Regions from separate parts of the Homo sapiens genome. Here region 1 is linked to region 2. Evidence: chromatin loops called from intact Hi-C (ENCODE). Cell type or tissue: endothelial cell of umbilical vein. All regions are shown on one strand. Links, peaks and the distances in the headings refer to the core of each region. The heading gives the core; the rest is flanking DNA.

Evidence for each region. A loop is a pair of places that touch in the nucleus more often than their neighbours do. Peaks named below come from ENCODE experiments on the same cell type or tissue, not always from the same donor. Only the 100,000 strongest peaks of a DNase experiment are listed, where the experiment ranks them.
Region 1: it touches region 2 in a loop (4-fold over the local background); 2 of 110 quality-filtered maps call a loop at or near these places.

Annotation. Positions count from the first base shown.
Region 1 is chr7:31,049,415-31,065,501 of GRCh38, reverse strand. ADCYAP1R1 (ADCYAP receptor type I) reads right to left here and starts at 13,194. Exons shown (of 16, transcript NM_001118.5): 1 at 12,824-13,194; 2 at 2,187-2,308; 3 at 566-671. The coding sequence starts at 2,237. In endothelial cell of umbilical vein, for the core only: a CTCF peak has its summit at 5,767 (motif pointing left); no DNase peak of the experiment used is centred there.
Region 2 is chr7:30,791,941-30,808,027 of GRCh38, reverse strand. All of the region lies in intron 5 of MINDY4 (MINDY lysine 48 deubiquitinase 4), which reads right to left. The region is part of intron 7 of INMT-MINDY4 (INMT-MINDY4 readthrough (NMD candidate)); the gene reads right to left. Among named protein-coding and RNA genes, the nearest start is that of MINDY4, 29 kb to the right of the region's middle. RefSeq lists enhancers at 7,113-7,242, 8,109-8,228. In endothelial cell of umbilical vein, for the core only: a CTCF peak has its summit at 7,167 (motif pointing left); DNase peaks (open chromatin) are centred at 7,117 and 8,317.

The sequences.
Region 1 (16,087 bases), core at 4,463-6,962, 260 kb before region 2:
AGAACGCTCAATGTCCTGCAATGTGTGCTTCCTCCAGTGGAGGGAAGCAGGACCCTCCTCAAAGGCAGCCCCAGGAGAAGCGTTGTACCCAAGTCTTCAAGACTGAAGTTCCTGCTGCTGCTTTCTTCTCTGGCTTCTGATGCAATGAGCAGAAGAGGTGGGAAAGGACCCCACGTTTCCTGCCCTGGGTTGACCAAGTGCTGTACAGCTCAGCCACAGGCAATAGCTGTGTCCCTGCTGCCACCAGGCCCATGCTGCCTGCTAACAAGCTCTTGACAGCCACTGCCCAGCTCAGGCACCAGTGCTATCCCAGCTCCTGTGGGAGAGAAGGCAGCCATGTCCAGTCACCCAGAACAGCTGTGAGGCATCCAGACCACATCAGCCTTGAGGAGAGCAACCCCAGCATCATTGCCCAGAGCAGATCCAGGACATCAGTATTCTCGAGGGCCTTCTGAAGTCCCCAGAAACCCATACCTTGACCACTCACTGGCCGAGCCTGAGCACAGGAAAACAGTTCTAAAAGCTGGCACTGGGGACGTGGCATGCTCCCTGCCGCCCCGCTCACCTGGAGAGGAATCATTGAAGCCCATCAGCTCATTGGCCCTCTGGATCTTCTCCAGGCACATGGCTTGCTCCTTCTTGAAGATGCAGTCAGAATGCATGGCAGGGGCCTGTAGGAGAACACAGGATGGATGGTGGGAGCGGGTAGGAGGCCCATCTGTAAGCTCTCCTACCAAAGCCCCAGGGGCAGTGTCTTGGGGGGAGTGGGGAGCAGAAGCAGAGAGGAGGGTGACAAGAGATGTCAGGGCCAGCAGGGGCCCTGACATTCACCTTGAGAGACACCATAAGGGCTCTTCTCAGTCACCAACTCAATGTGTGGCTTTGGACAGGTCCCACTCCCTCCTGGGGTCTCAGTTTCCACATCTTATAATAATATTAGCAAGCGCATATAGCACTTCACTCTGTGCATGCATTATTCTGAGTGTCATATGTGTGTGTGTGTATGGATCTGGAGAGTACTATGAAGTACTATTTTTATCATTTTCCATTTTACTGATGTGGAAACTTAAGTACAGAGATGTTAAGTCACTTGCTCAAAGTCATATGGCTCAGTAGGCTGAAAAGCCAGGATTCGAACCCAGGAGGCCTGACTCTAGCAGCCACGAGGCTACTACTGCAGTTTAGAGGAGAAAACAAGTGGTAGGGGAGAAGTCAGGCTGAGAAAGCTCATTTTCTCTCTTCTCCAGGAACTCAGGAAAAAAGTGCCCCCGGCAGCTGCAGGCTAAGGAGCAGTGCTGCTATTTAGTGGGGCCTACTCGCCACCCTTATTTACAGAAGGAGAAACTGGGGCTCAGAGAGGTTAAGAAACTCCAGCCCAAAGTTATACCACTGGTTAATAGCAGATATGGGCTTCAAGTTCAGGACCAAGTAACTTCACAGCCCATGCACTGCTATCATGACAGCTGCTGCCAAATGCCGTCCCTTTAACTCAAAACCCCAGGGCAGGGATGGTTCCCAGGGGGATGTCAGCAAGTGTGGAGGCAGTCACAAGGCATTTGATTGCCAAGGGCCATTTTTGGGGACATAGTCCAATCCCTACTATTCACAGATGTGCAGGCAGTTCTCAGGGAAAGGGACAGGCTTGTCTATGGCCACACAGTGAGTCAGGCCAGAGGCAGGACTGGTACCCAGGGTTCTGAGGACAGCCTCACCCACTGCTACTCTGAACTCTCAGGTAGAGTGGCGGGACCAAAACCTGGGAGTCCTCCTCTGCTCACTCCCCATCCCCACCTTCACTCAGGGAGAGACCTGAGCAGGGGGCAGGCTTCTGAGTTCTATCCTGGCAGGGCATTGTGGGCTGGTGACGAGAAAATTGAAAGAGGCTTCTGCAGCCCTGACCAGGGCTCCTGCATTCAGTTGAGCAGGTTGTGTACTGTGCAACTCTAAAGGTTGCATCATAAAGATTTGTAAATTTTGTAATCATTTCTGGTCAAATCAGTACAGGGTCTTGAGGAAGGCATGTCTTTTCTGATTCACACAAAGGCACTGGGTGGCCCAGTGGTGGTGTTGGCAGAAATACCAGCCAGATGAAGAGCTGAGCTGAGGGTACAGAAAAAACATGAGTTCTCTGGAGCGGGGACTCAGGTGAGCCTGGGGCTCCCAGAGAGATGTTCCTGGGCCCTTACCATAGGCAGCAGGAGGAGAGCAGCCAGGGAAACGTGCACGACACCAGCCATGACACTTCTTGGCCAGCACCACTGGCCTCCCACTGACAGCAGCGGCAGGTCAGCCCCAATGTGTCTCTGGGCTAGAGAGGAAGGAAAGGTGTGAATCCTGTGAGCCCAGTGCAGTGGCCGGGGGCAAGACCACCTCCCTTCCTTATTCCCCCAGCTCCCTGCAGCACGGCTCTCAGCCTCCAAGGATAACCCCACCTCCCTGCCTGCATCCGTCTTGCTCTTTCTTCTTCTGCCCTGCAAACATGTGCTAGGCACTCAGTCTGTGCTAGGTGCTGGCGATACTGTGGGCACACACTGGCTCAGCTCCACCAGTCTCCTGGCATGGTCTGGAATGGCTTTCTCCTTGGCAACAGAGGGATTGCCTCCCCAAACCTTTGCATTTTCCCCCTCCTCCACAGTGACAAAGTTTTAGCTGGCACATGCATGCTCACCTAGAGATGATATTTCCTGGTATCTCTTGCTTGGAGGTGTGGGCACATGATGAAGTTATTAGCACTTATGGAATGTGAGTGGCAGCATGTGGTCCCATCTGCACCCTCTGTGCATGAGGGCATGGCATGATCTCTGCTCTTGCTCTTTAACCCTTCCCAAATAACAAACCCCACTTTGACAGTGTGGACGTGAACCGTATCTGAGTGGGTAGGGCGCAATGCTGCAAGAGGAGGCAGGATCGCCAAGCAACCTCGTGGAGCCCAGCCACCCAGCCTGCCTGGAGGCCCACCTAGCCCCAGACTGTTACGCCAGAGGGAAACCACCTTCTAGCTAATTTACCCCCTTAAAAGGCCTCTTTGTTCCAGCTGCCTGGCCTGGTACCCTAACAATTACACCCACTTTTTGCCCTACCTCACTCTACTTCATCTTCGGGATGAAGTCTTAAACCATGACACGGAAAACACGGTGACAGGTGAAGCATGTGCTCAGGCCTCAGAGCTGCAGGAGCTCCAAGGGGGCAGGCCTGCAAGGACTGGGGCCACTGGTGGGGACCAGAGAGACAGGTTACAGGGAGTCAAAAAAGGAGGCTGCAAGAGCCCAGCACGCTCCCAGGGGAAGAGTATACTCTGCTTCTAAAATTGATCATTACGACATATACCCTACAACACAGCAATTCTGCATCTGATAAATATTTGCAATTGGACAAAAAGAAGCATATGCAAGCACATTCACCACAGCATCCTTTAAAATAGCATCAACAATAAAAAATGGGACAGCAAAGCATCCGTCAACAGGCACTGCTAAATAGGCTCCAGTTCAGCTGTACGATGGTTATGGTTATTTAAAAATTATTATTACTATTAAATTATTATAAAAGAGATTGAGTAGGCCCATATCAGGGCACTGCTAACCCACAGGTGCCTGGCCCGGGAGGCCATGGGGGGCCCAAGCAAATCCTACATGTGCATCCCAACCATTAGTCTTCGCACACCCCCCCACCAGCAGGCAGAGCTGCTGCACCCCAGGGGTCTTTGTGTCCCTCACTCTCTGCTTAACCACGTCCCCTCCCTCTCTCCTTGCCTCCCACAGGGCCTCTCCAAGCTTAAGCTGGAGATAAGCAGGCATCCAAAAAGCAGAAATAAAACCAGCTGCAGGAAGGCTCAAAAAGAGGGAGCCCCCATCTCCCCATATTATGCAGAGATGGGGAGGGAGGCCTCAGATATCCCAAGAGATGCTCCGAGAAGCCTGGGAGCCATGGCAACACTGGCCCAGCCTCCTCCTGTGGGTCAGGGAGGACAGGGCAGGCTGGGCAAGCACTGGCCTCAGCACTTCTAGGCACCCTGAGGCACCATCTCTACCAGGCACTCAGGCTTCCGTCTCTGTACCAGCTCCCAGGGCTTGCCACGCCCCTGGTGGCCACAGGCTGCCTCTGGCGTGACCTAGCACTGGTGGCCCCTAAAGGGCTTGGTCACTTCTACCAGCCCTGGGGAACCCAAGGCTCTGCCTGCAAAGAGACAACCCTCCTGACTTGCCTGGCTGCGAGGGAGGAGTGTCTGGCACCAGTGACAGAGGCTGGAGGCCATCTCTCTAGGCCAGCAGAGTGTTGCAGGCAGATCCTGCAAGGCAGAGAGCCTCCAAGATCAGGCGTCGATTCCCTGCACCTTCCGCGACCTCAGGCCAAAAAGGTGAAAACAGAGCTCCTTGCTCCCAGCAACACGTTGAGGTGGCAGCAGCACTACCCCGGTTAGGACTGGGCTGCCCCCTAGCAGATACTCACTGCTTCCCCAGCAAAGCCCTAACCTCTGACCCCAGTATGAAACCTGGGCTGCCCACTAGAGTCATCAGAGCTTTCCACAACTACCCCGGGCCAAATGAATCAGAAGCTCTCAGCTGTGGTTCGGGCAGCAGTGTTGTTTAAAGTTCTCCAGGTGATGCTCGTGTATAGCTAGAATTATAAAGCCTCTATTTTAACCTTTATTAGAACCCAGGGAGCTGGCACAGAGGAACTAGGAGTTTGAACAGCTCTGGTGGGGTGGGGGAGCCGGTGGCAGCAAATAGACAGAGAGTGAGTTTGTGTTTTGAGGACTGGTGGATTTCTGATTCTGTTTCTCTCTCTTTCTCTCTCTCTCTCACACACACAAACACACACAAATACACAGAAATAGGTCCACAGAGATGATCATAAAGACATGTCAACCCTACAGAGACAAAGAGAGACATTTATCCCCAGGGCCACCACTTGAAGGTATCAATACAAACTCCCATGATGGGGATACACAAGGTGGAGATTCCTTCAGGGACCGACAGGCAACCACACACACACACACACACCACACACACACACTCCTTCACAGACACACACACTCCTTCACAGACACATAGAGGACCACACACAGAACAAAGATATGTGCAGATGTAAGCACATGACAATTCAGATATTCAGATATGTCACATATCAGACTGTAGATATACAGAACAATTCACGCTTACACACACTCACTCAGCAAAGGCATTCAGCTATAGAGAGGCAATAAGATATACTTGGATTCAGATATGGGTGCAGGTATAGGCACACATGCACATGTGTGTACATGCACGCACACATGCAGGGATGCCCAGACTTGCAGGGGCCTCGCCCCTGCTGTGGGAAGGGCAGCTTCTCAGCTGTAGCTGCGGTGGACTGAAGACAAGCTCCAGCAGAGGCCCCAGCCCCGACCCACCCCCAGCCCTCTGCTTCATCGCCAGGCTGCTTACTAGGAGACAGGTGTGTCCCCAGCCCAGTGACCCAGGGTAAGGGAGCTGGGGCACTCTCAATAGGGTGCCTCTTCTGGAACTAGACCCAGGGTTCTTGATTCCCACTGTTACCTTCTCTTGGTCCCCACACCCATTACAGTCCACCCCCTGCCCAACTGGACACAGACGCCCCCGCCAGCAAAGAGGAGGAGAGAGAGAACCTGGGAGCTCCCAGGCCTCGACTCCGCTGGGGACCTCAGGGATCACCTCCCGCAGCCTCTCCCCTCTCTGGGCGGTAATCCTTTCAGCCCCTCCAGGCACTTCTGCCCCCACCGCAACCCTGCACTGCCCCCAACTGGACAACGCTCAGAGCTTACAGACTTAGGCTGCCTGCCCCAAACCAAGTGCTTCTCTGCAGTGTCCCTCTAAGATGCCTCCCCTCACTTGCTGGCCACCCCAGCCCTGCCAGTGGCTCCTCCTCCTCCAGACTCTCCCAAGCTGCTAGTGACACCCTCAAGGGACAGGCCAAGCCCCACCACTGCAGCCCAGGGTTGATCTCTCCCCTCCCTGAGGATGGATTTCAGCCCAGCCACAAAAGTGGCTCAGGATGGGAAAATGGGTCACTCCATATTCCCTGGCTCTCTCTCTTGGGTCCAGACTCTGTTGGGGCAGATAGTTTTTGAGGATGATTAAAGTCACCTCCTGGCATTTAGTATGACAGACTTGGGACCATTTTGCCAGAGGTTTCTGCCCCAGGAGCTTGGGAAAACTGCTTAACTTCTCTGTGCCTTCTTTTTATCATCTGAAAAATGGGAATAATATTAATGTCTATCTCATAGATGTTACAGTGAGGCATCAGCAAATTTATACAAAGAAACTATAGAGTATATACTATAGCCTGGCACTCAGTAAGGGCTATACATGTGTTAACTATTATTATTATCTCACCACTTTGTGTTCAGACTTTTTGTACCCTGTTGCTGTCACCTCCACCCCCACAGCACCGTGTCACAATCAAAATGGGAATAGCAGGCCTCCTGTGCTTTTATTTACTAATGGCTAACATTTATTAAATACTTAGTATGTGCCAGACACTCTTCCAAGCAATAAACATGTGTTAACTCATTTAACCTGCCTGAAATAGTTACTAGCATTAGCTCCTTCTATGGCGGAGGTGACCGACACACAGAGAGGGTAAGCAACTTCCCCAAAATCACACAGCAAGTCCCTGGTAGGGCTGGGAAGTAAACCCAAGCAGTCTGGCTCCAAAGTTGGTGCACTCCATCCCTATGCTTCCACTGCCCTCTCTTACTGGTCAAATGAAGATCAGTTCAGAGTCCACTGGTACCCTAGTAGGGACCCCCACACACACCTCCAGGGGCTGGTCAGGTCCGCCACTACACCCATTCACATATCTATATCTAGTTTCCTCCTTAGGAAGAGTTAGTTACAGACACAACATTTCAGACCTGAAATAGACTTTAAAGCCCACCTCCCAAGGTGCAGATAGGGAAACTGAGGCCAGAGAAGGCGACACACTTTCCAAGGTCACACAATATAGAGCCTGGAGGCTTGCCTGGCAGGAATGGGATGTGTTACAGATACCTGGACTGTAAGGGAATTCAGGGGGATCCCAATAGCACACCATTCCCCTTTCCTCCTCAGGCCTCATAAGCCCAGCCACCGAACCTGGAGTGAAACTGACTACAGCAGCCATGTCCTCCTCTGAGTCGCTGCACCAGGAAGTGGTGGCCCCTGCACACACAGGATAGCATCATCAGGCAGCACATGGGAGCGAGCGGTGACTCACTGGGCTCGAAGACTTTCCACATCTCCGTGCAGAGGGGACTCAGAGACCCTCCAGCCATCCCTGTACTGTCCAAAGCCTGGCAGAGCCCTTCTGCTTCCCCTGGCTGAAGGCAACTCTGCTCTTGAGATGGACACTTGCCCCACTCCAGCGTCTGGCCCAGGCCCACAGTGGGAAGCTCTGATGTCCCTGTGCCCTTCCCAACCAGCCCAGAGCAGCACAGTTTCCTCTGCCTCACATAAGCCCACACAGGGGTGTGTGGACAGCCTACCCCACCTCTTCTTTGGGCCACACAGCCCTGGGACTCTCATCTGCCCATCATGGGGCTGGGGCCATCTGTGCCACCTCCTACTGGAATCTTCTGGCCACTCAGCATCCCTCCCCATCAGAGGGCAGGACAAGCCTGGATACCAGAAAGGAGATGGCCAGGCTAAGTACATCACTCGCCTACCCTGCTCTCCCCGTGCTCCATTTACTCATGACAGGGGAGCTGGACCGCCCCTACTTCCTCCTCTCCCTCCTAGGGCCAGGAACAAGGGACAGAAGGCTGAAAGATGAAACACTGCCCCCCTCCCACTCACCCCTCAAAGGGAGGGACAGAAGCTGCTGCAGGGAAGGAGGGGAAACCCTCTAGAACCTCTTTCCTCCTCAAGACCAGAGCTGATAAAGGGCACAGACAAACTCCTGGGCCAGGGGCCTCCCGGCAATGGCAGGCGTGACAAGGTGACAGGAGTCAGGCCACCAGAGGGGCCCCAGTGATGATCCCACTCATGCCCTGCATTTCGCACAAGCTTGGGTAGGGAACCAGGTCCAAAGCAAGGAAGGGCCAGGCTGGGGCACCTGTGCCCGTTGGCAGTATCATCCCATCTCACTGGTGAGGCTCTGAGGCCCTAGGAGACCAGGAAACTTCCCCAAGGTCATGCTGCAGAGTCCTTCCCAGGGTCCTGTGAGGAGTTCTCTTCCATACTGGATGGTGCAGGGACCTCTCCTGACCTGGAGGAGTCAGGGAGTGCACCCCCTGGGCCAGGTAAGAGGAGGGGGAGGAAGAAGGCAGAAGATAAATGCGGGGAGAAGAGGGAGGTAGGAAGGGAAAGGACGGAGCGAATGAGAGGAGGGAGGGGAGGAAGGAGAACAGGAAGCCTGGCCAGAGGGAGGCACAAGCTTGTGGAAATGTTCACTGAGCACCTACCCGGCAGGGGGTGTGGTGTGGAGAGGAGTAGCTCTGCACTGAGCGCCTTTCCCTTTGTGCAGACGCTGGTTAAGCTTCAGCCTCTCCTAAGTGAGCATGAGCCCAGCTCTGACGTGCGTGTGCCCACAGCACCTGGCACAGGCAAGACACACGAGTGCCCAGAAAACCTGGATGAGCGCCCCCTGGATGGATTTGGGAAGGTGATTCCAGGGTGTCAAGGAACACAACAAGATATCAGGAGGTGATGAGGTGGATGAGAAGGTGGAGGGCTGGTGCCAGTCTGTGGAAGCTGGAGGGTTGTTCCACCAGACAGGGGTGGGGCAATGAAGAGTTCTAAGCAATGGAGTGGAGTGATCAGCTTCTCATTTAGAAAATATCCCTTCAAAGGCTGGGGAGCAGAGATGAAGGGGGAAAGTGCAGGCAGAAATGTACCCTGAGGCCCTTTCCCGGATCTAGGGTAGAGGTGATGGGGGACTAAGCTGAGCAGGAAGGCGGTTGGGATGGAAAGTGGGGGACAGAATCCAGAGACACGGAAAAATGAGAGAGGTGTGTCTCCTTGGCCCACCCCCACCACAGGTGGCAGGAAGGAAATTTCAGGAGGAGGCAGTAGAGAAAGGAAGAAACAGAAGGCAGGACCTGGTTCACTACACAAGTCCACAGGCCTTAGATCAGCAGCTGGGAAGTTCAGAGGTGCCTAGGAAGGATATATATATGTTTGTCTCAGCCAACCCTCTGCAGTGCCCATCGATCAGGAGGGAGAAAGATGAGGGCAGCTAAGGCAATGCATGGAGTCTGCGGAGAGCTGGGATGAGAGTGTCCAGCCATCCTCCAAGGCCAACTCAAACCCCCACCACCACCTCCAGGAAGCCCACTCAGGCAGCACCCGCCCTTTATGACCTTGCCCTCCACTGAGAAGCCCTAGCCCTGAGATAAGGAGCCCCTCTCCTTGGAGCTGTTTCAGGTCTCATCATGTTCATTGTGAGTTTCGAGTCTTGTCTAGAAACAAGGGGCATGCCCAGGTTTCCGTGTGGCTTCCCCACCCATGAGGATGGGCACAGACTTGGACACAAAGGGTGAATGGTGAAGGGGGCTCAGGAACTGTTTGGCAAGCTCAAGTGACAGCAGTCAGTTTTTCAGTCCTGAATGTTGTCTCCAGGTGTCTTTAGAGTGGGGGAATCAATCACAGGGACAAAGCAGAGGCCAATCTGGGGGAGGGTGCTGAGGCCAGGCAGGGACCCTCTCCTAGGCCTGACCCATTAAACAGATGGGCACTCTGAGCTCCACGTAGAATGGAGCGAAGCATCCTAGGTACCATCAGGCATCTGCAGCTATCAGAGCTAAGCCCCTCCCTTTGTCAACCTCTCTGACCATTTATTTATCTTTCCTAACCTTACATCGCAGGAGCTGGCAACCCCTTCCAGCCAGTCAGATCCAGCCTGTAGCCTATTTTTGTACGGCCAGTGAGCCAGGAATGCTTTTTACATTTCTAAATGGTTGGAAAGAATTAAAAGAATCATATTTCACGACACAGGCAAAATGTATGAAATTCAAATTTCAGTGTCCATAAATAAAATGTATCAGAACAGAGCCATGCTCACTTGTTTACATATCATCTAAGGCTGCAGTAGGCTACACAGTGGAATTAAGTAGTTGTATATGGACACAAGCGTAAAATAATTGCTATCTGGCACTTTACAGAAAAAGGTTGCCTACCCTTGTTCTAGGCTTATGCAACACGCGCGTGCACACACACACACACACACACACACACACACTTTCCTCCATTCAATTCAATACTCAGCTGGACTTTTATTAATGAAGACCTTTGTGATCTTTGGGCAAATATCTCTGAGTCCCCGGGTGTGCCCAGATCTGTGTGAGAGGGTGTGTCTCAACGTCCATTTGTCTTTCTGGTGTTGCTTGTCACTATTGTGCCCCAGCTCTCTGGCAGGTGTCATAGAAAGCCTATATGCCGTCCCAGCTGTGTGTCATTCCCTCTCTGTGTGTCACTGTGGGGGTGGCTGTCACCATTTGCCTCTGACGGCATCCAGAGCTCGGTACAAACACGTCGCAGCTGAGGAGTTTCCAGTCTCCATCTTGCCAGGCGGCTGGACCACTAAGCCCAACTCATTCAGACCCTGGAATCAGATTCCTCTCCTCAGGGAAGGCTGAGGGTCTCTGAGGCCTCTAGGCCTTCCAGGGTGGAAAGCCACTTGGCAGCTCCTGTCTGGGGCATCATCCCTCTGCTCACAAACCTGCCCAGGACAGGAAACTCATTGTCACCTCCAGTGTCAGCCCCATGGTGGGTGGGTCTCAGGCAAGCAAGGCCTTCCTGGCACCGAGCTAAGCTCCGGCTCTGCACTTGGCACACCTTGGTTCTGCCCTGTGGCAGACAGCACAAGATGTCCTCCACTTAATCAGTGCCAGCCCCAGGTCAATGAAATGCTTGTCCCTGGGAGGGCGGCAACCTGGGACACTCCAGCTTAAGCCCTGTCCCCAAGAGAAAAGCCACCCTGTGGCCTTAGCTTTCCTAGCCTCTCAGCCACATATACTATAAACTCCCATGTGTGTATTTATTTATTCGACACAAATTGAGGGAGTGTCCCAAAGTTGACGCACAACAGAGAGAGGTGGCCATGTGAAAAGCCATGGGTCCCAAAGTGTTTCTCCAATCAATCCCCTGCCAGCCTGAACCTTATACAAAACAGGACTTAATGCACCCCTTAGCTTAGATCAGTCCCGAGAGTGCAGGAGAGGGATCCTTTCAGAGGCTCCCCACAGACACCTCCCCTCACCACACATGGGGACAAACAGACTTTTGGGGGTCTTGTCCCAGACACCCAACCACCCATGAACCACCCATGGCCAAAGAGGAAAAGTATCAGGCCCGCCTCCATCGTCACCCCACACACACTTGTTGATGGATCAGTTGGAAGAGCTGGCCCAGGGCCTGCTCAGCGTGTTCCACCTCCAATCTGTATGTTCAGATTTCGGCTTGTGTCCAAGCTGGTGCCTCTGCCTGCCCTCCCCAAGGTCAGTGAGGAGCAGAACTTAGCTTAGGACTGGGGACTCCACCAGTGCTACTTGTACCCAGCACCAAACTCATTTAATTGGGGTCTCCTGAGAAAACCTGGGTGCTGCCTGCTGCCCCTGCCCCCAAAGGCTCAAACATAGTTTTCCATCTGCTTGGGAATCCTACCGCCACTCAAAGCTTCTAGCTTGACCTTCAGGATGCTTGTCTGCCTCTGGCCAGCTGCAGTCCCAGGGCAAGTTGCCCTCCACATGCTGCGTCCAGCCCCTTCCCATCCCCCAACTCCTCCCCAGGGCCGCTCATGGGAAGAGCCAAATGCTGTGTCTTGGAGAGGGCCAGGGGGGCTTTGCGGGACATTGTAAGGCTGGGGAAGATAAAGGGAGTCTGACGCACCTGCACTCAAAAACATAAAAATGGTCGGAAGAATTAGCAGGTGTCCACCACCCCACCCCCATCTTCCAAAAAGGGGCTGAGCTCCATCCAGGGGTGAGGCTCCCCTCCTCAGCTCCACGTGAAATGCAATCGGCTTCCGGCTGGGTTCCCTCCTGAGGGTCTAGTTGCATCCATCGGCTCCCCTGTCCCTTCTGAGCCCCCTAACCTGCCAAGGTCCCGCCGAGGATGTGGCCTCCGCCCCCCGCAGCCGCCGCAGGAGCTTCTGCCTCTAAAGCGGCAGGCAGGGGTCTCAGCGGGCCCACTTCAACCTGGGAAGGCCGGTGCGTTTCCCCACAGACCCCGCAGGGCGTTTCTTCTGGGGACCACTGAAGCCCTGGCATCCCCAACCCCAGCCCCTCCGCGCCACGGGAAACGAAGACGACACTCTTTTGAACAATCCCGGATGTGTCACCACAGAGGGGCATTCTACACTGGCCCCTACCCCAACCCCCACCTAGCACATTGCTTGCCCACCCCTCAAACCCCGTGCGGATTGCGGTACCTAGCCCCGGGGGACCCTCCAGCCCTGCCTTCCCGATCCGCGTAGGTGCGTCCGTCCACCTAAGGGTAGGGAGGCATGTCCCTCCGGGTCCCTCCGGCCGCATGGCTTGCCTGCCCCCCTGGTCTCCCTTCTCCGCATCAGGAGGGGCGTGAGATAGCTAGGTCGACCCCCACCCCGGCAGTCTGCGGCGATCGGCCGCCCCGAGCGCAGCGCCAGACACTTGGGTTGGGGGGTGTCAGCCTGACGCGCAGGAAGGGCGCAGCGGCGGGAGGGGGCTTCATTTCAGATCTGGGAGGCTTGCCTGGCGCCGGCCCTCGCCCGCTCTCCGTCGGTGGAGGTCGCGGCTGGCGGAGACCGCCAAGCCAGAGGAGGGGATCCGAGGTCCCGGCTGGGCGAAGGTTCTGGAGGGGGAGAAGACGGCCGAGGCGTGGAGGGGCAGCCGCGGCGGGGCGACCCTTACCTGCTCACTGCGGGGCCTGTCCGTGGGGCCGGGGCAGACTCCGCAAAGGACGCGCAGCCTGCAAGTCCGCGGCCCGCGCGGCGCGGGGATGGGGAGCGTGTGCGCCGAGGAGCGCGCGCCGAGCCGGGTCTCCGCGCCTGTGTGGCCGGCTGGCGGCCGGGGTCCGTGTGTCCCTGCGCGGCGGCGTGTGCGTGTGCGCACGCGGGGACCACGCTCGCCCGGAGCCGCCGCCGCCGCCGTCACTCCCTGCCCGGGGCCGAGCGCAGCGCCCCCTTTGCCCGCCCCGCGCGGCGCGGCAGTCCAGCTTGGCTCCGTCCTGCGGGAGAGGCGCCGCCTCCGCCGCGAAGCCAGGCTGGGCGCTGGAGGGAGGCGACCGACCACCGCCTCCCCCTGCTCACTTCACAGGCTGGGGAGGGGGTGCTGCAGGCCAATGAGCGCCCGGGGGCGGGGTTAGATCGAGGGCGGTGCGGTGGGGGGCGCGGTGGGGGGCGCCGGGCTGCTCAACCCGACCCCACCCGCAGCACAGACTGGAGCAGGAGCTGCGGCGGGAAATCCCAGCGGCGGGGGTCGGGGGCGCTGAGGTGGAGCCCTCAGCCCCCTGTCATCCCCGTCTCCTCTGACTCTGGGCCTCCTGGGCTCACCACCCTCTTTCCAGTCTCTCCATCATAGCCAGGACTAGAAAGCCTTCTTTCTTCTCCCTAGGTCCTCAAGATTTCCTGTGTATCAGAGCCTGTCTTCCCTCTCCTCCAAGAAGCCTTCCTTACCAGGCAAGTCTCAGACCCTCCTTGGGCTCTTCTTTGCCCCTACCGCCCAGGCCTGGGAGGGTCAGCTAGTTTTGGGGTGCCTGTCGGGATGTCCTCCAATGTGACCCCCCCGCCCCCGGAGAAAGACCAGGAAGGGGATGGTGGTGCTTACAGGACAGAGGCAACTTAAAATATCAGACTGCCTGGCTCCAGTCCCTGCTGTGCCACAGCTCTGTGAGCTTGGGTAAGTGGCTCAGCCTCTCTGAGCTTCAGCTTCTTCATCTGCACAAGGGAACAATAGTACCGGCCCCCAGGTCTCTTCACAGCAGCATTAAATAAAAATGGTACACTCACCCCATAGTAGTTTCTCCCTGGTATCATTGATTCGCCGATGCTGAATAAATTACTATTGCTACTGTTATTACAGTCCTGTCCAACCTCCTCCTAGTGCAAATGGCTTAATAAGGAGAACTACACAGGTAAAGGTGGCCTAGCGGGTTGGCAGCGAAGCCCAAACTTAACTGAGAGTAGTTAGTTACCCACTCCCAGGCAAGTTCTCACCCTCTGCCCACCCCACCCAGCCCCCATCCCACAGCTGCTCCTGCCTGCCTCTGCTCTCGGTTTTTGGTCCCTGCCTCAGGCGTCAGTCTCTGAGAGCTCTCAGTTCTGCAGCCAGGCTCTGTTCTTGCCCATTCAAGTAAATTCTCGCTCAGCTTCCCTTTGGGTCCAAGTTCTAGGTATGGCCACCTTGTCCAGGAGGCCTCAAGAAGGGGGAAGGAGGAGGGAGAGCCTTGAGCCTTCCTTTGGGGTCGCCAGTCTACCAAAGAGGAAAGGACCTGTGGATGGAGAGGAATCCATATGGAAACTTGAAAGAAGCAATCTGAGGGCCCAGAAAGACGCGTGGAGGTTCCTAGGTCCATGTTTCTCTTTACTGACCAATGACCGCTGACCCCCATTGACACAACACACTGGTAGTCTGATTGGTTCATGTTCCTTTCAGTCCAGGAGAGCTTCCTGGTGGAGGAGAATATCAGTCTTATCTATATCAAGAAAGAATGAAGAGAAAGGAGAGAAGAAATAATGGAGAGAAAAGGGCCAGGTGCTGTGCTAAAATCAGACACAGACAGGACCTCCCTTTAATCCTGGCTAACCCCTTCTTAGCTTGTTGCCCTAACCCCTGAGAGCTGAGAGCCGCTTTCTTCATCTGCCTCCAACTCTGGTGTTGTGAAGATCAAATGAGATGATGTGTATAAAAACTCTCTATAAACTGTGAAACTAAGTGTGAGGGAAAGGAGGCTGCCAGGAGTCTCAGAGTCAAGAGGGACTCAGAGTGCAGGACGTAGAGGGCCTGGGAGTGAGAGGAAGGGTGAAGATCAAGGTCATCTATGGCAGACCAGCCCATCCTGGGAATGTGGATGGCCAGGCTTCCAGATAGAGGCCCCCCTACTTTGAAGTTCAGCACTCAGTTCCAGATTTATTCTCTTTCCGTACTCTTGGTTCTCCAGTTTCCACTGCGGGTTCCAGATCCCCTGGAAGGGGCCAGTGGGGCTGGAAATCCAGATCCTGCTCTACCCACTGCCCACCAAACCAGGCATGCCCCCATCTACCCAAAAAGGGCAGTTTTTTCTAGTGGATTCACCTGGAGGCGGCACCTCTCTAACTGTCTTAAAGATGCCGTGTAGGCTAGCAGCCCTCGTAGATTTCGATTCTAATTCCAGCCCCCCGAGTAGCATCAGCCTGGGTGAGGCATGGAACACACATTAGAGCTGGGATCCAGGAGGGTTGTCTAGTCTCCTTCTCTATGGGTGGGGTACCTTAGCCCAGAGGGGCAACAAGACTAGCCCAAGGACACACAGGCAACTTTCTTATCAGAAATCTTATCCTGCTGCCCAACTTAGTGTTGTTCTACCTTGTGAGCTCTTCCCACCCCCTTAATTCTGGAAGCCACTCAGGCTTTCACGTCCTGCGCTGTTCTCCGCCTGTCACAGGCATGCCACTGTGGTCTCTCCAAATAATCTTGGAAGAGGAGCTATGCCAATTCTGTTCCCTGAGATTAGGCCTCCCCAGGGACAGGCCCCTCTTCTCTGCCTCCCCACCCATTCACCCAAAAAATCAACTTCACCTCCAGATCTAGCTCTGACCTTGTAAGCCAGCCAGCCTACCACTCCCACCCTACCCCTACGTGCCTGGCTTTGGGAAGACCTGAGGCCAAGGGACCACCCCTGGGAAGGGTCTTCTCTCAGAGGACCCCTTGGGCTGCCTTCTGTCTCCTAGGGAAGGAGGCTGGGGGCCCCCCTCACCAGCTTTTCCCTGCCTTGAGGTGCTCACTGCCTCACTCCCTTCCACAAGCCAGCCAGCCAGGCGGGCAGCAGCTGAAAAATATGGGTTTTAATTCAATTTTCTGAGACGTGGCTGAGGGAGATGGATGCCAGGCCACCCTACCCAGCATTCATCTTTCCTAAGCAACAGTTTCCTCCCTGACTACAGGGCTCCCACCCCAGCCCACCCCACTCTACCCCAC
Region 2 (16,087 bases), core at 6,130-8,629:
ATCACCTTGCTTCCCAGTCAGGGAACCAAGAAATGTAGCAGGACAAGCCGCAGACAAAACCCCTCAGACACTGAGTTAAAGAAGGAAGGGCTTTATTTGGCCGGGAGCTTCAGCAAGACTCACATCTCCAACAACCGAGCTCCCCGAGTGAGCAATTCCTGTCCCTTTTAAGGGCGCACAATTCTAACAGAGTCCGCGTGAGAGGGTCGTGATCAACTGAGCAAGCAGGGGGTACGTGACTGCGGGCTGCATGCACCGGTAATTAGAACAGAACAGAACAGAACAGGACAGGGATTTTCATAGTGCTTTTCTATACAATGTCTGTAATGTATAGATAACATAACTGATTAGGTCAGGGGTCAATCTTTAACTACCAGGCCCAGGGTGTGGCACCAGGCTGTCTGCTTGTGGATTTCATTTCTGCCTTTTAGTTTTTACTTCTTCTTTCTTTGGAGGCAGAAATTGGGCATAAGACAACATGAGGGGTGGTCTCCTCCCTTAGACCAGACCGGCTTTTTTTTTTAAATCTAAAATGGATACTTTCAACTTCTCTTTTCTTCTTTTAATATACTCCTAGGAGTGTGTTGAATTTTAAAGATATCTGATCTTCCATGTCAAGGCTACAAAGTGACTTGAGATCTGTTAGGGAGCTGAGCAGGGGCAGAGGGAGACTATGGGTGTGAGAATTCTGTGTGTGGATGGGTTTCTTTGGCAGATCCAGGGGTTGATTCCTAGATACCTGCCAAAATGCCCTTATAAGATCATTTGCCCTCCATACAGCAGCTTCTGGAATACGGCCACTCAGTGTGCCACTGCTCCATGAGGAGGTGGACATGAAATAATGGACGTGGCTCTCAGCCTTGCCAAACAGCCTCTAATCCTCAGATGGTGGCAAAATACTTGGTCTCGGTTTCCATCTGGGACTTTTTCAGTTTACATGATTTCCTTTTCTTCTCATTCAAAAGAAATTTTATTTAAAGAAGAAAGGCTAAACAAAGTGACACTGGGACCAAAGGAAGCAATATCAGTTATAGAAATGCCACTGTCCTCTCTTAGACTTTCCATGCATCTTGACCCTTTAAACAATTGAGTGAAACCCTGGGCTCAAGGCAGAAGCAGGGACATGGAGGACCACAGCCACATGGGCCTAGGCAAGTGGAGCCAATTGTGCCAGCCCATTGTCCAGGCCTGACCTGGGAAAACCTTCTAGAAGAGAAGAGGGTAGGAAGACACATCTGCCTCACCCTCCAGAGCTTTCAAACAGACCCACCTTCCCCTAGCCTTCAATAAAAAAAGAAGGAAATGCCTCAAGGCAGGCAAATTCATTCAATCCACAAACGTTTCCAAAAGCCTGCTATATGCCTGACCCCAGGGGAAAGACATGCCCAAGGGCACAGGAGCCCTGGCCATGGCTCTCACAACTAACCTGAACATTTCTCTTTTGACCATCACAATCTTCCATAATCTGACTCCAACCTCACTTTCCATCCTTCTCACAAAATCCCCATCTATTCAGGAATATATCCATCTGTTTTTTTTTTTAAATGGGTGTTTTGGCTAACCAAATAGCTAGAGTGGGGGGAAGCTAATATTTATTAAAATAACCATTGTGGGCCAAATATTTGATATATTTTATTTTACTTATTCCTTATGACAATCCTAAAAAAGTTAAAAGAGGCTAAAAAGTTTTTGCCTTTGCCCTGTTAGTATATGGCAGAGCTAGGATTTGCACCCAAATCTGTTCAATTCTAAAGCGGGGCCCTTTCAACCTCACCATGCCAAGTTACTAAATATGTGAAAGATGGCGAGCCAAGTTTCAAAGTCTCAGAATACAATACAATGCAATGTTTCCCAAATAGCAGATCTCAATAACTGAACAAAGCTTTGCTTAATTGGAATAAATTTCAAGTAACTCAACAACTCTGCTGAGTAGAATTGACTCTTTCATTAGAGATTTAAAAGGCACTTCAGGAACTTGTAATGCCCTGGGCCCATCATTACAGACATCAATTATCGTTACTGAGCGTAACAGAAAATGACTCTGGTATTGTCAGCACTGTCCCCTTCCGGGCCCCACCCAAGCCCGTGCACCCTGCCTCTGTGAATGGTGAATTTCTTGTCTCTGCTGCTGGTGCAAACATGGCTCACAAACATGCACAAATCTCTCTTGTCCTGAATAAACGGCCCTATTCCTTAACCTTCTTCTTTCTTGAGCTGCCACCCTGTCCCTGTGTACCCTTCATCTCTAAACTTCTTTCACAAAGGCTCTCCACACATGTCCTCATCTCCTCCCATTCCTCAATACACGACAGTTGACTTTCTGCCCCGGAGCACTTTGCTCAAGGTGCTCTCTCCAAAGCCACCTGGGAACCGCCATCACCAGGCCCAGTGACCTCCCAACCTCTCCTAAGGGTCCGAAAATGCAACCTCCTGCCTCCAGGAGACTGGCTCTTCCCTCGCCTTGGGTGGGGCTCTGCTCTGACCACTCCGTTTTCTTGCCCTGCCCCACACCAAGCACGTGGTCTCCACTGCAAGATACTGACCTTGGCAATGTCCACCCTCCAAGGAATTCAGCTTTCAGCCCATGCCAGCTCCTCCCAACATTCCCTGGGATCTGCGTTTCTGCCCCACTCTTGACTGTGGAAACAAAAGCTCCACTGGACATATCCAGAAACAACTCATCTTCTTCCTGACTCAAGCAGCACCTCCCCTTCAGGTGCCCCTACTCCTGCTAACTGCCTGCCCAACCTCCCCTTCCTCCAGGCCCACAGTCCTCCTTGACTGCCTCGTCCTCTGGATTCTCCTCCTCAGCTCCCTGGCTCCTTACCCCTCTGGCACATCCAGGCCAGAGCCCACTTGCCTTCCCGGCAGGGGCCCTGCTGCCAGTCACCTTTCTCAGACCTGCTGCACCCCTAGACTCACCTTGCGGCACATCTTCCTGGTTAAAAAACAACAGAACCCAAAACACAAGAGAACTTTCTATCCCTCTCTATTGCCTAGAGAAGAAGGTCTGGCTCTTGGGGCACCTGTCGGGCCTGCAGTCTACCCTCTTCCCACCACTCACACATCCCCTGGGCTCCAGCTACACCAACTTGCCCACCTCTTTGCTCACAGCATCCCCTCGGCTTGGGATTCTTCCACTCTCTGAACTGCCAGACCTGCCCTCTATGTCCTTGCTAATGCCAGCTCTCAACAGTCCTCTTCCCCCAGGTCAGGGCCAAGGATAATGATTAAGACTAAGGCCCCAAAAGCCAGAAAACCTGCATGAACTCAGACTGCTTGGTCATTTTGTGCCTCAGTTTCCCCACTTGTAAATATGTAAAGTTGCTGTCAGGATTAAATGAAGTAATACATCCAAAGCTCCTATAAGAGGGCCAGTCAGATAGTGAGGACTCAACAGATATCGACAGCATAATTATCCCTGAAACTATCCAGACTCTATCTCTGTGGAACTCTGCCAGATCCCTTATCACACTCATCTTTTTCTTAATCCTGTAGTACATATTTGTCGGGATGTCTCAGCCTCTTGGGAGCAGGAACCTCATCTTCAGCATTTCTCTCCCCAACACCATTCGAACAAGCAAGAGGCACTCTATAAATGCTTTGTTGAATAAAATTAAATACCATGTATTTAGATTGAGATCAAAAACTGTTTACTTTATTGGGAAAAGGCCCCACTTCTGAGGGACCTATGACCACAAAACTGGCCTCAACAGGAAATGAAAGAAATCCCATGGCTTTACTAACTTCTTGTGGAATGAGTAGAGAAAACAAAGTAGAATTTTCTGGAATGAGGCACACACATGGAATCTAGCCATACAGGAAGCTGCCCTGGCAGATCATCTTTGTGATTTGAGGAACTCTGCCCAATATGCCCCTAACATAACTCAGCATCAGGGGCCATCTTTCCAAAATGGAGACACCACCTCTGACAGTCACAGCAGAATTCCATCCCTCAGCCACCATTTGAGAAAACCAGCCCAAGAGTCATGAGGGAAGGCATACACCCAGTACTCCAGCAGGACTGAATGGGATTTGGCAAGGGAAAGACTTTGGCTCTCTCTATGTCAGGCCCCAAGGCATCCAGCCTATCACAGGGTAGGAACAAGGACGCCCATCTTTTCCCTAAATAAATGCCATGATCCTTAGGTGGAGCTATGAGCTTAGGTTTTCTCCATGACCCACCATAAGTGTACATTATCCAAAAATGTCTGCAAATGCAGCAAAACCCAATGCAGGCCGTAGAAAAACACGCTGGGGAAGAACAAGAGAGCTGCTTCAGTCTTTAGGAATGAGACCCCAGGGATACCAGCAAACTTTCCCCCCTACCCCAAAAACAAAACCTCAGGCTTAGAGCAAGGCACAGAAGAGTGATGAATATGTTCCAGGCACAGTAATAAGGCCTGAAGAATAAGACTGCCCCCTGCCACACAAAACTGGGTTATTCAAACCCACTCAGCCTTCAAGGCTCAGCTTAGCCCTGCTTCATCCAGAAAACCCCCTCCCTCTCCTCTAAGCTCCTACGGCATCTCAATTAGCACCATCCATCTGACCCTGAAACAGATCTGCCTGCTATTTTTAGTTGACTTTTTCTGTGTGCTAAGTCACTAATTCTGCTCTTCTATGAACTTCTTAAGTTAAGGAAAGACCTCATACTTCATTCTCCCCTTCCAAATTCCAAGCAAAGTCAAGAATCCATCTCAATTCTTATTTATTGGAATAATTCTGAGCAAAACTCAAAAAGGTAGGGACACAGACAAGTCACCCCTATACTCAGGCAGCTGACAGTCCAGCAGGAGGAACAAAGTAGCCTGTCAACTCTCTCCAGCGTGACATGTGCCATGAGAGGTCTGAGAAACAGATCATGTCCAAGTATAGGTACAGTGAAGAGATCAGGAAAGGCTTCTTGAAGAAGGCAACATTCCAGACGACTTAAAGATGGGGCATCACAGTTGGGACAGTGAGTTGGCTGGTTTGATTGGGTGGGTTGGTTAGTTGGTTGGATGGAATGGATGTTTGGATAGTTTGTTGGTTGACTAGATGGTTGGTTGGCCGGGTTGGTTAGGTTGGTTGGTTGGGTGGGTTGGTTGGTTGGGTGGGTGAGATGATTGGATGGGTGGAATGGTTTGTTGGATGAATGGATGGTTGGATGGTTGGTTGGGTTGGTTGGTTGGTTTGGTTGGTCGGTTGGGATGGTTGGTTGGTTGGGTGGTCAGATGGCTGGTTAGTTGTTTAGTTGGCTAGATATATGGTTGGGTGATCAGGCAGTCATGTAACTAGTTTTGTATGAACAAAAAAATTACTGAGTAAATTAATGAATGCCAACAGGCAAACTAAAGTTCAAATTGTTTCAATTATATGAAAGACTTACCACTTTTAAGTTTCACGATACTATCACAGACAGATTAGCATAACTTTCCCTTCCATTCTCCTTGCTAAGTGCACTCTCTCATTTGCTTGGCACTTATTATTGCCAGGTACAGAGACATGGCTGAGTAAAGACAGAGAAATAAGGCCCCATTCCAGGCCTCAAAAAGTTCATGAATATAAATATGAGTTATCAAATCATTGTTCTATACTGAGGGTTGTCCAAGATACTGAAGGAACAAAAGAAAGCAGCCAAACTCTGCTAACCAGGATAGGATTAGGGTGAGATAATCAAGAAGCCTAAGGTGCAAAATTTTAAGAGACCTTCCCTCTCAGGTTAATGCAGGTGTCCAGCCTGCAGCTGAACAACTGTGAGAGTGAGTAGCTCCTTACATTTTGCATCCTAGATGCTTCACCTCACTCAGCCTTGTTCTGGTCCTACTAACCTCTATGTGGGCCTTTATATGGGATTCTGGTAGCCAGGAACTGCTGGAACATAGCTAACAGAGCAGCACAAAAGCATCTTGGAGTGAGAAAAAAAGGAATACAGGAAAGATTCTCCATAATACCACTCCTGCTCTCTCACACTCATCTCCCAAATATTATCTCAGAGCCCAACAACTTCCTTCCATCTAACAGCTGCTACTTCTCCTGCATGGAACATCTTCCCAGCCTGTATCCCAGGACTCAGAACCTAGGATGGAGCTGGCAAGGGCCCAGGTGTGGTCCAAGGGAGATCTCAGAGCTGCCATGCTGATGTCCACAGATGGACAATACAAGATCACTCATCTTCCCTTCCAGGGGGATGTGTGGCCACTCTCTCACTTCTTTAGCCGCACTTTCTGGATCTCAAAGGAAATCTGAGTCAAGGGAAATCTCTTTCCTCTGCAGACGCATCAGATCAGAGACTTGGAAACCATGGAACTGAAGGTACCTTGGGGTTATAATAACCACACAAGGTTTAGGGGTCATCAACCCCATTTTTGGAGGGCTCAGAGTGGCCTGTAACATGCACTGGAGCTGTTTCTCATGTTTAATCTCCTGTGCCTACTTTCAGGAGGCCAGCAATCAGAAGGAGAAATGGCATTCCACTGTGGACTGGGGGCACATGTATAGGGTAAAATGTGATCAACAGGCTGAGAAGTGGGGAGAAGTGGCTGAGCATCGGGCATCAATGGCAGGTGTGGAGGACAGCTGTATCCACCACAGAAGAGAGGTCCCCAGAACAGGTTAAGAAGGTGAGGCTGAACCAGTGCAAGAGCCCAAGCAGGCCACTATCCACACAGGATGACCGGCATGCTGGAAAGGAAATAGGTATTGTGTGTCTCAAGAGTCAGATTTTGAACCTTAATAGTCTGATGTGAAGTCCAAATAATGCATAAAGACAAATTAAAATGAAAATTCTCCCCATTACTCATCCCATGAGGTGCAGATGTTTTCAGAGCTGGGATGCTCAGAAGCAGGGAACAGTCAATGAACCGCAAATGCCACATCCTCTGTAAGCCTCCTCCAAGTCCCGGCTGGCACAATTCATTCCCCCTCAGGACACAGAGAGGCATCTGTGCGCCCGTGGCTTTCACTCCAGATCTGGGGGCCTCCAGAGGCTCTAGAGGACCTGGGAGAGTTTGGGATGCACTTGTCTCTCTCCCCCTGGACTGCTTAAGAAAGGTCTGGTAGGGCCTGGTGAATGTCCCCTGAATTAAATTATGCAACAAGGGCAACGAGACTAAATCGCTGGGGTTGGGAGGATTGATGAAGATCTGCTGCCATCTACTGTCCATTCTTCTGCAAAACCTGAAAAACTGCCAGGCATCCCCAGTGTCAGAGGAGTGTTTCAATGCAAAGGCAGAAACACTGAGGCTTTGGGCCCTTGGCTGTATCAAGGCTGCAGAGACCCACAGCAGAACAAGGCAGGTTAATCTTCCCCTGGATCTGTGAATTAAAAGTACAGCCATTCCTTCTCCAATGTTACTGGTTTACCAGGAAGTCTTTTGCATTAAACACTGCCTCTCCAAGCCCAGGGCCCTCCTGCCCCCTCAATAGCGTCCCTTAACTGCTCCCTGAACTTCCACTCCTTTGTGAGGGCCACAATTTAGCACCCAATTACACAGGGCATCCCAGTGCACCCTGGGCTTCTGGAGGCAGGGAACCATATCATGCACTGGCATCCCCAGTGCCTACCTGGGCTATGACACCTCTGAACTCACTAAGACAAAAGGACGTGACCCAGCCACAAAGCCAGTAATGGGTAATATGATGCTCTTGCAGAGGGCTGCACATGTCATGATGGGAAAGGCTGTCTGAGCCTGGAAACAGTTTCGTTTCAGTCTCACCTTCTGGAGTCTGTATCCTAACCTGTAAAAGATCCCTGCTTGGCCCATCTCACCAGGGCATCCAATGCATCTAAGGTGATATCCAGGGACAGGCTTTGCAGTTTATCTTTACTGTAATACCTAGGGGTTGGGTGAATGCAGAAGGAGCCATGAGAACTGACATGGAGGCCACAGGTGTCCCACCCAGCTGCCTCAGACAGGTAAATACTTCCCAGCTGCTGTCAATGTCAGCTGCTAAGGGCTCACAGCTGCATCCTTTTCTGGAGAATCGTCCTTTGCCAAACTCATCTAGGAGGTTGCACACTGCCCGCCCCACTCCAGGATGGGCAGCCCACAGCCAATGACTAAGAGGGGCACAAAAAGCTCACTCCCTTGCCTTAAACATGGGACTAACTCTGAGTCAATTCATGCTCCACATCTCCCCAGGGGATCAGCCTGAGCCCTTAGCCCTCACACCTTTGCTGAGCTCCTTCCCCTGCCCAGTTCCACTTTCCTCACCCCACTTCCTCCTGAGAGCATGCCCCCAACAAATTACATGTACCGGAATCTGACTCAGGCTTGGCCCCTAGGGCATTGCTTCCCAAAGCTTGACACGCATGACATCACCTAAAAAGCTTGTTAAAACCCAGATTCCTGGGCTCCACCCCCAAACTTCTGACTCAGTGGGTCAGACAAGCTGTTTCTAAAAAGTTCCCAGATGATGCAGATGCTGCCAGTCCAGAGATCACAGTTTAAGAACCATTGTTCTTAGGAACCTAACCTGAGAAACCATTCAACAAGTAATAGGCAAAGGGGTTAGGGATGGTGGAATTTAACCTTGCCCTAGTCAGCCTGCCTTCAGCTCAAAATGCTGCAGCCAGGAACAGCCTGGAACAGGCCTCCAGTGACAGATGCTCATACTCAGGGCTGGGAGTGATTCCAGGTTGCTGTGTCCTAAATCCATTTACTATATACCCACAGGTGCTCAGAGGAGCCTATAGTCTAGGAAGGACTCCAAAGTCACAGGACCCTGGTTTACAGGCTCATTATTTACATAAGATGAGCCTTAGAGAGGTCAACTGAATCAAAGTAATTCAGAGATTACAAAAGAAGTCAGAAGTCTGGTCTAGGCATGTGTAGAGGGTAGAATTGGGGAGCCATTACAGAGCAGCCCATCCTACCCCTTCATTTACAGACAGGAGCACAGAGGCCCAGAGAGGCCTGGAGGTCTGCTCAGCAGACTGCAACCTGCAAGCACAAGACAAAGAAGTGCATGACATAAAGGCAAGATGGGGACTTGCTTTTACTGTCCTTAGACAGTAGCTGTGAGCAACCCTACTAACTTGGGCTCTAGTAATAGTCCTGGTGTGGAAGCCTCTTAAACAGCTTCAATAAAACCCCAGTGCCAGAGGAGAAATGTCACAGCACAAAAGTAACAGGACAGCTCACTGCTCACATGTGTGGACTGCAAGCACATGGACCCTGAACTAAGGCCACAGGAAGGCCAGTTCACAAAGAAACACCACTGGCCTGATAGAAAGTAAGATGCAGGGCTGGGCGCAGTGGCTCACGCCTGTAATCCCAGCACTTTGAGAGGCCGAGGCGGGCGGATCACAAGGTCAAGAGATTGAGACCATCCTGGCTGACATGGTGAAACCCCGTCTCTACTAAAAATGCAAAAAAAATTAGCCAGGCGTGGTGGCGGGCGACTGCAGTCCCAGCTACTCGGGAGGCTGAGGCAGGAGAATGGCGTGAACCCGGGAGGCGGAGCTTGCAGTGAGCCAAGATCACGCCACTGCACTCCAGCCTGGGCGACACAGCGAGACTCTGTCTCAAAAAAAAAAGAAGAAAGTAACATGCAGACCAGAGGTATAAATTATGGCCCAATGACCATGACCTAAACCTGCTTCTCCCACAGTCTTCATTTCAGGGAACGGCAACCCCCCTCTTACAGTTGTTCAGCAAAATCTTTGCAGTTATCCTTGCCTCCTTTCTTTCTCTAACACAGCACATCCAATCCATACACGAATCCCAATGAGATATGTGGTTTCGGTCAATATCAGACCACATATATCACAGTGGTTCCATAAGATTATAGTATCATATTGTTACTGTACCTTTCCTAAATTTAGATGTGTTTAGATAAACAAATACTTCCCATTGTGTTACAATGGCCTATAGCATTCAATACGGCAACATGCTGTCCAGGTGTGTATACTAGGAGCAACAGGCTAAGCCATTTAGCCTAGGTGTGTAGTAGGCTGCACCATCCAGGTCAGTGTAAGTACACTCTATGATGTTTCCACTTCAGCAGTCTCGAGGAGAGAGACAGGTGCACCCCAAACTCTCCCAGGTCCTTCAGTGCCTCCAGGGGCCCACAGATGTGGATGCGCTTCTGAAAATGCACTTCTCAGAACATAGCCCTGCTGATGTATGTCTGTATGTATGTATACACCCATATTCTAGCCCATGTCTCACCACCTTCACTGCCATTTCCCTGATGCAAGCCACCACCAGCTCTCTTCTACTACTGCAGTTGCCTAACTGGTCTCCCTGCCTCCACACTTGCCTTCCTCCTTCCACACTTGAATCTATTCAACACAGCAGCCAGAGGGACCCTATTAAAACACAAGTGAGATCACAGCATGTCTCTGCTCGACCTCCAAAGGCTCCCATATCTCCTAGATGCGGGAGTATCCAAAGTAAAAGCCAATGCATTCAGCAGCTTCCAGGCCCCACATGACCAAGCCCTTGCTTCCTTTCTTGCTTTTTTTCCTCTCTCCCTCATGTAGTCCAGCCTCAATCAGTAACATGCTCCCACTGCAGGGCCTGTGCACAACTGCTGTCGGCATTTGCGTCCAGAGATCAAAGTGCAAGTTCCCTGTCTCCTTTCTGGCCTCCTCTCAAGTGTAACCCTCTCTGGTAGGTTTTCCTGGCTACCTCTTTATAAAATAGCAGCTCTGTCCCCAGGGCTCCCTGTCACTCTTCCATGATTTATTTTTCCCCTTAGCACTTGTAATCCTCAGATATGTTATATATTTCCTTGTTTTGGTGTTATTGTGGGCTGCCTCGTCTCACTGGAAGTGGAAGATCCAAGAGGGCAGGGACTCAATCTGCTTTGTTCACAGCTGACTGGCTGGTGGGTCTGGCACACAGTAGGCCATCGCAGGTGGTGTGCTGGTAAATGTTAACAACTGGCTCTCCAGGGATGGGGACCTTGATTTGCTGCATTTGCCAATCTCCATGGTATAAATATTCTAAACATGACCAATTCCAAGCTACCAATGTGATGTCACTGAATGCAAAGTTAAGAAGGGGCACTAAAAATCAGCATTCGAAGCCAGTACAAGCCATCTTTAACATACTGCTGGTCCTTGCTAAATAGTTGTTGAATAAATTAACTGAATAAATGAGTATGTCTGTGAATTGACAGGGTCTTTTTTTTTTTTTTGAGGGTATGACTCCAGGAATTCAGAGTCTGAAATCAAGTCTACCCAAAACCAAAGGATCTGTAACATGAAGAGCAAGACATCATATGTTGGTTAGTGACATCTGTGATGGAGGCTTTAAGTGAATACAGGAGGAGCATGCCTATTTAAAAAGAAAGCTTTAAACATTAACTACAAGGGAAAACAGAGTTTATGAAAATAACTTTGCTACACCTGCAAAAGCTCAAGTGAGTCATTTCCTTTCTGTTCTCTGGGGCTCTATTTTCCCCGCCTGCCAAATAAAGGGTTTGGATTCTAAGGATCTTTCCAGCACTGACAGTCTATGAAGTTAAGAATGTAAACAAGTCCTAAAGATGCATGTATTCCACCCTGCTTTTTAAAATGCTTAATTTAAAATCTTTTTTAAAAGTCTAAATTAGACTTCAATTGCATGGACTATATCATACTTCAAGGCTGTATTCTGGGAAGATACTCACTTTCTCCAGGACAAAATCCATTTCATGAAATTAATGATGACCCTAAGCTCCATGGACTCACCACAGCAGGCCCCAAAGCTAGACATCCTCCCCTCACCTAAGCCTGCTGCTTCTGGGGATGGCATGGCTGTGGGTTTCCTGTTGCCTTTTCCACACAAGGTCCAGATAAAAAAGAGACAGATGTGACAGTGAGACAGGGGGAAATGTGAAAAACACAAAAAAATCTTTTGAGAGTGGTCAGAAGGGAGATTGAGAGAGTAGATGAATATTTTAAAAACCATAGTGAGACAAAAAAAAAAAAAGTACAGTGCTCCAACAAACAGCTGCCCTCTGTGGCAGGCATAAAAATGACCCCCTCCCTCAACTATGTCCACATCCTAATCCCAGACCCCCTGAATGTGTTCGGTTACATGGCAAGGGGGGATTAAGGTTGCAGATGAAATCAAGGTTGCTAATCAGCTGACCTTGAGATATGCTGAGTGTTCTGGATCAACCAGGTGGGTCCAAGGTAATCACAAAGGTCCTCAAAAGCAGAAGAGGGAGCAGGAAGGGGAAAAGCAGAAAGAAGGCAGCCTGAGCAGGATTCAGCCAACGTCACTGGCTTCAAAGGTGAAGGAAGGGAGCCAAGGAATTCAGGTGGCCTCTTAAACCTGGAAAAGGCAAAGAAACAGATTCTCCCCTAGAGGCTCCAGAAGGAATGCAGCCTGCTGACACCTGGATTGCAGACCAGTGAGACATCCTTCAGACCTCTGACCTCCAGAACCATCAATCTGTGTTTGTCCTCAAGCCACTAAGCTTATGGTAATGCTACACCAGCAACAGGAAACACATGCACCCCTCTATTTGCCTATACTGTCAGGTCATCTGGTCCCTGACCCTGATGGCCTGTGTGACCCTGGAGAGGTCTGTGCCCCTCTCTGGGCCTCAGAACCCTCATTTATACCATAGGCCTTCATATCTTGGTACCCCTGGATCCCACGGCTCCATGGTTGAAGCCATGTGACAGGGCACACATTTGCTCACCAGCCCTGACCCTTAGATGTCAGTGCTGTGGCAACTGCTGTGGGTTGAATTCCTAAGGGAGGATAAAACTCTTCTCAATTCATGACCACAGTTACACCCAGGTTTCTGAAGCTGACTGAGCAAGTAAGTGGCTGGAACTTGTGCAGCCTATGCCTACACCTATTGCTAGATGCCCAGCATGGTGTGTTTTGAGTTAATCTGCAGAAAGCCAACTGTAGGAGTGTCCATGTGGCCATCTGCAGGTCCAGAAACTCACTCTGAGGGGCCCTCAGACAAATGACAGGCCAGCACACCCCAACGGAGGGCTGTGAGCAACACAAGTGAGGTGCCTCCAAAGAACCCACCTTCACAAAGTGCCCCTGAGGAGCCAAGAGGCTTGGAAGACCTAGCCCTGGGGGGTTGTAAGTAAAAATTTCCTCTCCCATGCTCCGTACTACATCTGAAGTTTCCTGAGGGTCTACTCAGGTCAGGTGTGTGGGTGACAGCAAGAGCCACAAATGTGTAGAGAAAGGCCCCCGCCCGCAACACAGCACTCTAGCGAGAGGGAGAGAGAGACGAGGGTTAGAGGACTGCCCAGTCAGGGCCAGAGTCCCCATGGTTCTGAGTGATGGTGAGAGGAACCCAACAAGGGCAGCCCTGACAAGCCAGCGACAAGTGACAGGTGGCCCCAAACAGCCACAACCCCCACAATGGGAGTCCAGGTGACATATTTTCCAAGCATCTCTTGATATCAAAGGGCACAGAAGAAAAACAAAAAATAAACCAGAAAATAGTCCCTTCAGCTCCCGGAGTCAGATCTGAGGAGTGTCAGAGTTAGGAGGGCCTGACTGCACAGATACTCACACCGCCTAACATCTCAGCAGGTTGCATCCTCCACCTGCCCCCTAACCCCACCTGTGCCCCTAGGTGTGACTTCCATGGATTTTCCTGAACCTGATGTTTGGAGGCCCAAAAAGGGCCCCAAGTAGCTCCCTCTCCTCCAGCTTCCTTAGGACAGAGCGGTGGAGCTGGCTCTGTGCATATGGCCAGCTCTGATGCCATCTCACTGCACTTTCCCACGCTTTAGAAGAATTATATGTGCACATGTGTGTCTCCCCTTGAAGAACTCACAGGACCTGGTACACACTAGGACTGAGACCCATGTTTACCAAACTGAATTAAACAAAAAACAAGGGGAAGGGGGCACTGATGGAGGGGAGTTGGGAAGGGCAGGGGATGCAGATATATTTACCATTGGGATTACTTTGGCCCTGGTTTCAAATCAAGAGCACTGTGTAGAGTTGTGTAGTATGTGCACTACACAAAGACGCCTCGCTGAGGCAGTGAGAGAGAGCTGAAATCCAGCCCATATTCCATTTGCCAGTCTGTGTGCCCTTGGATCTGCACCCACCCAGAACCTTGTCAGGTTCCTTGGATTCTCTGTGCCTCAGTTTCCTCATCTGTGAAATGGGGATAATAATTGCTGGGTTGAAGGATGCTTTTTCTCAACTCCCAGTGTTTTCTAGAAGTTTGAAGAAGGCTCTGCTGGTCTGGCCCACCTGGCCATTCTTCCCCTCTTTAATCACTCCACCCTAACGGAGGAAGTGTGAATTATATGACTGATAAATTCCATAAAAAATAAAAGGCATTTAGGCTCAGCTTTACCCTTTTTCCTCTTAGAAGTGGGCTGCTCTTCCACGGGCAGCCCCTCCCCACCATGTATTATATGAGAATACCTGCCCTGGGCCCACGATGGGAGGCTGGCTTGAGCCCAGGAGTTCACAACCAGCCTGGGCAACATAACAAAACCCCGTCTCTACAAAAAATACAAAATATTAGCCAGGTGTGTGGAAATAAGTGCATCTGTGGTCCCACGTACTTAGGAAGCTAAGGTGGGAGGATTGCCTGAGCGTGGAAGGTCAAGGCTGCAGTGAGTTGTGATTGCGCCACTGTGCTCCATCCTAGGTGACAGAATGAGACCCTGTCTCCAAAAAAAAAAAAGCAAACCAAAGACATTTCCAAATAAAAACTAGAAAAAAAAATTTAACATACCTGCTAAAAAAAAATACTAAAGGAAGTTATTCGAGTAAAAAGAAAATATAAATGCCATAATTATTCCAACTAGAATAAAAAATTATCGACTGGATTTAAAGTTCCAAATACATGCTGTTTATCAGAGATAGGCTTTAACTATATACTAGAAGGAAATCTCAGCAAATATCAAAGGATTGCAATCATAAAGAATAATACATATATAAACAATTAAATAAACAATATATATAATATATATATAAATATAAACAAAAAAAACCCTAAATGTATGAAATTAGTAGTACATGCCTAAATAACCCATGGGTTAAAAAAAAAAAAGAAACCACGATGGGAATTAGAAAATATATTAACTAAGTTATACGAATATGTAACGTATTAACTTACGGAATACAGACAAAACATTACTTACAGAGAAATTTGCAGCTTTAAAACATATTACAAAAGAAGAAGGCTGAGAATCAGTAAACTAGAAAATAATAGCAAATTAAACTCAGAGAGAATAGAATGAAGAAAATAATAAAAATAAGAGCAGAGGTCAATGAAATAGAAAACAAACATAAAGCCAAAAGTTTTCTTTGAGTATATTACACAAATGATAAATTCCCAGTGAGACTAGTTAAGAGAGAAAGAACATAAATTACCAATCACAGGAATGAAACAAAGACATAACTACAGATCTCACAAACTTCAAAGTGATAATAAGAGGATAATATAATTATACAATTTTATACCAATAAATTTAAAACACACATATAAAGTGGCCAAACTCTTTGAAAAAATACAACTTGCCAAAACTTACACAAGAAGAAAGTTGAAATTTGAATTAAAAAGTTTTTAATTGAACACATAATTTAACACCTTTCAACTTAATGCACAGAAAATTTCTCCAGTAAATTCTCCCAAATATTTAAGAAAGAAATCACATCAATCTTACACTCACTCTTCAAGGGGATAGAAAAAGAGGGACCACTTCTAGCATAACCTAGGTATCAGCATCTGACAAAGCTGTTGCAAGAAAGGAAATCTGCCAGCCAATCTTCTTCATAAACCTACACACAAAACCCCTACACGAAATATTAATAAGTCAAATCCAATGATATATAAAAAGATAATATATCATAGCCAAGTGGGATTTATTCTTAGGATGTAAGGTTGGTTTAACATTCAGAAATCAATCAATGTAGGAATCATTAAGGCTTATTGTAAAGAATAAAAGTAAGGATAGGATGAAAAATAAAATAAAATAGAAATAATGCCCAAAGGGAGCCTTGTGGGAGCTGATTCATCACTGTATCTCTGGCTTCCCACAAGAAACTCTTAGCCACGTCTGCCTGGCCATGTTGCTGCAGGTATGTTTTGGGACCATCTGCTAAAGCAAGCTTGTCCAACCCGCAGCCCACATGCAGCCCAGGATGGCTTTGAATGCAGC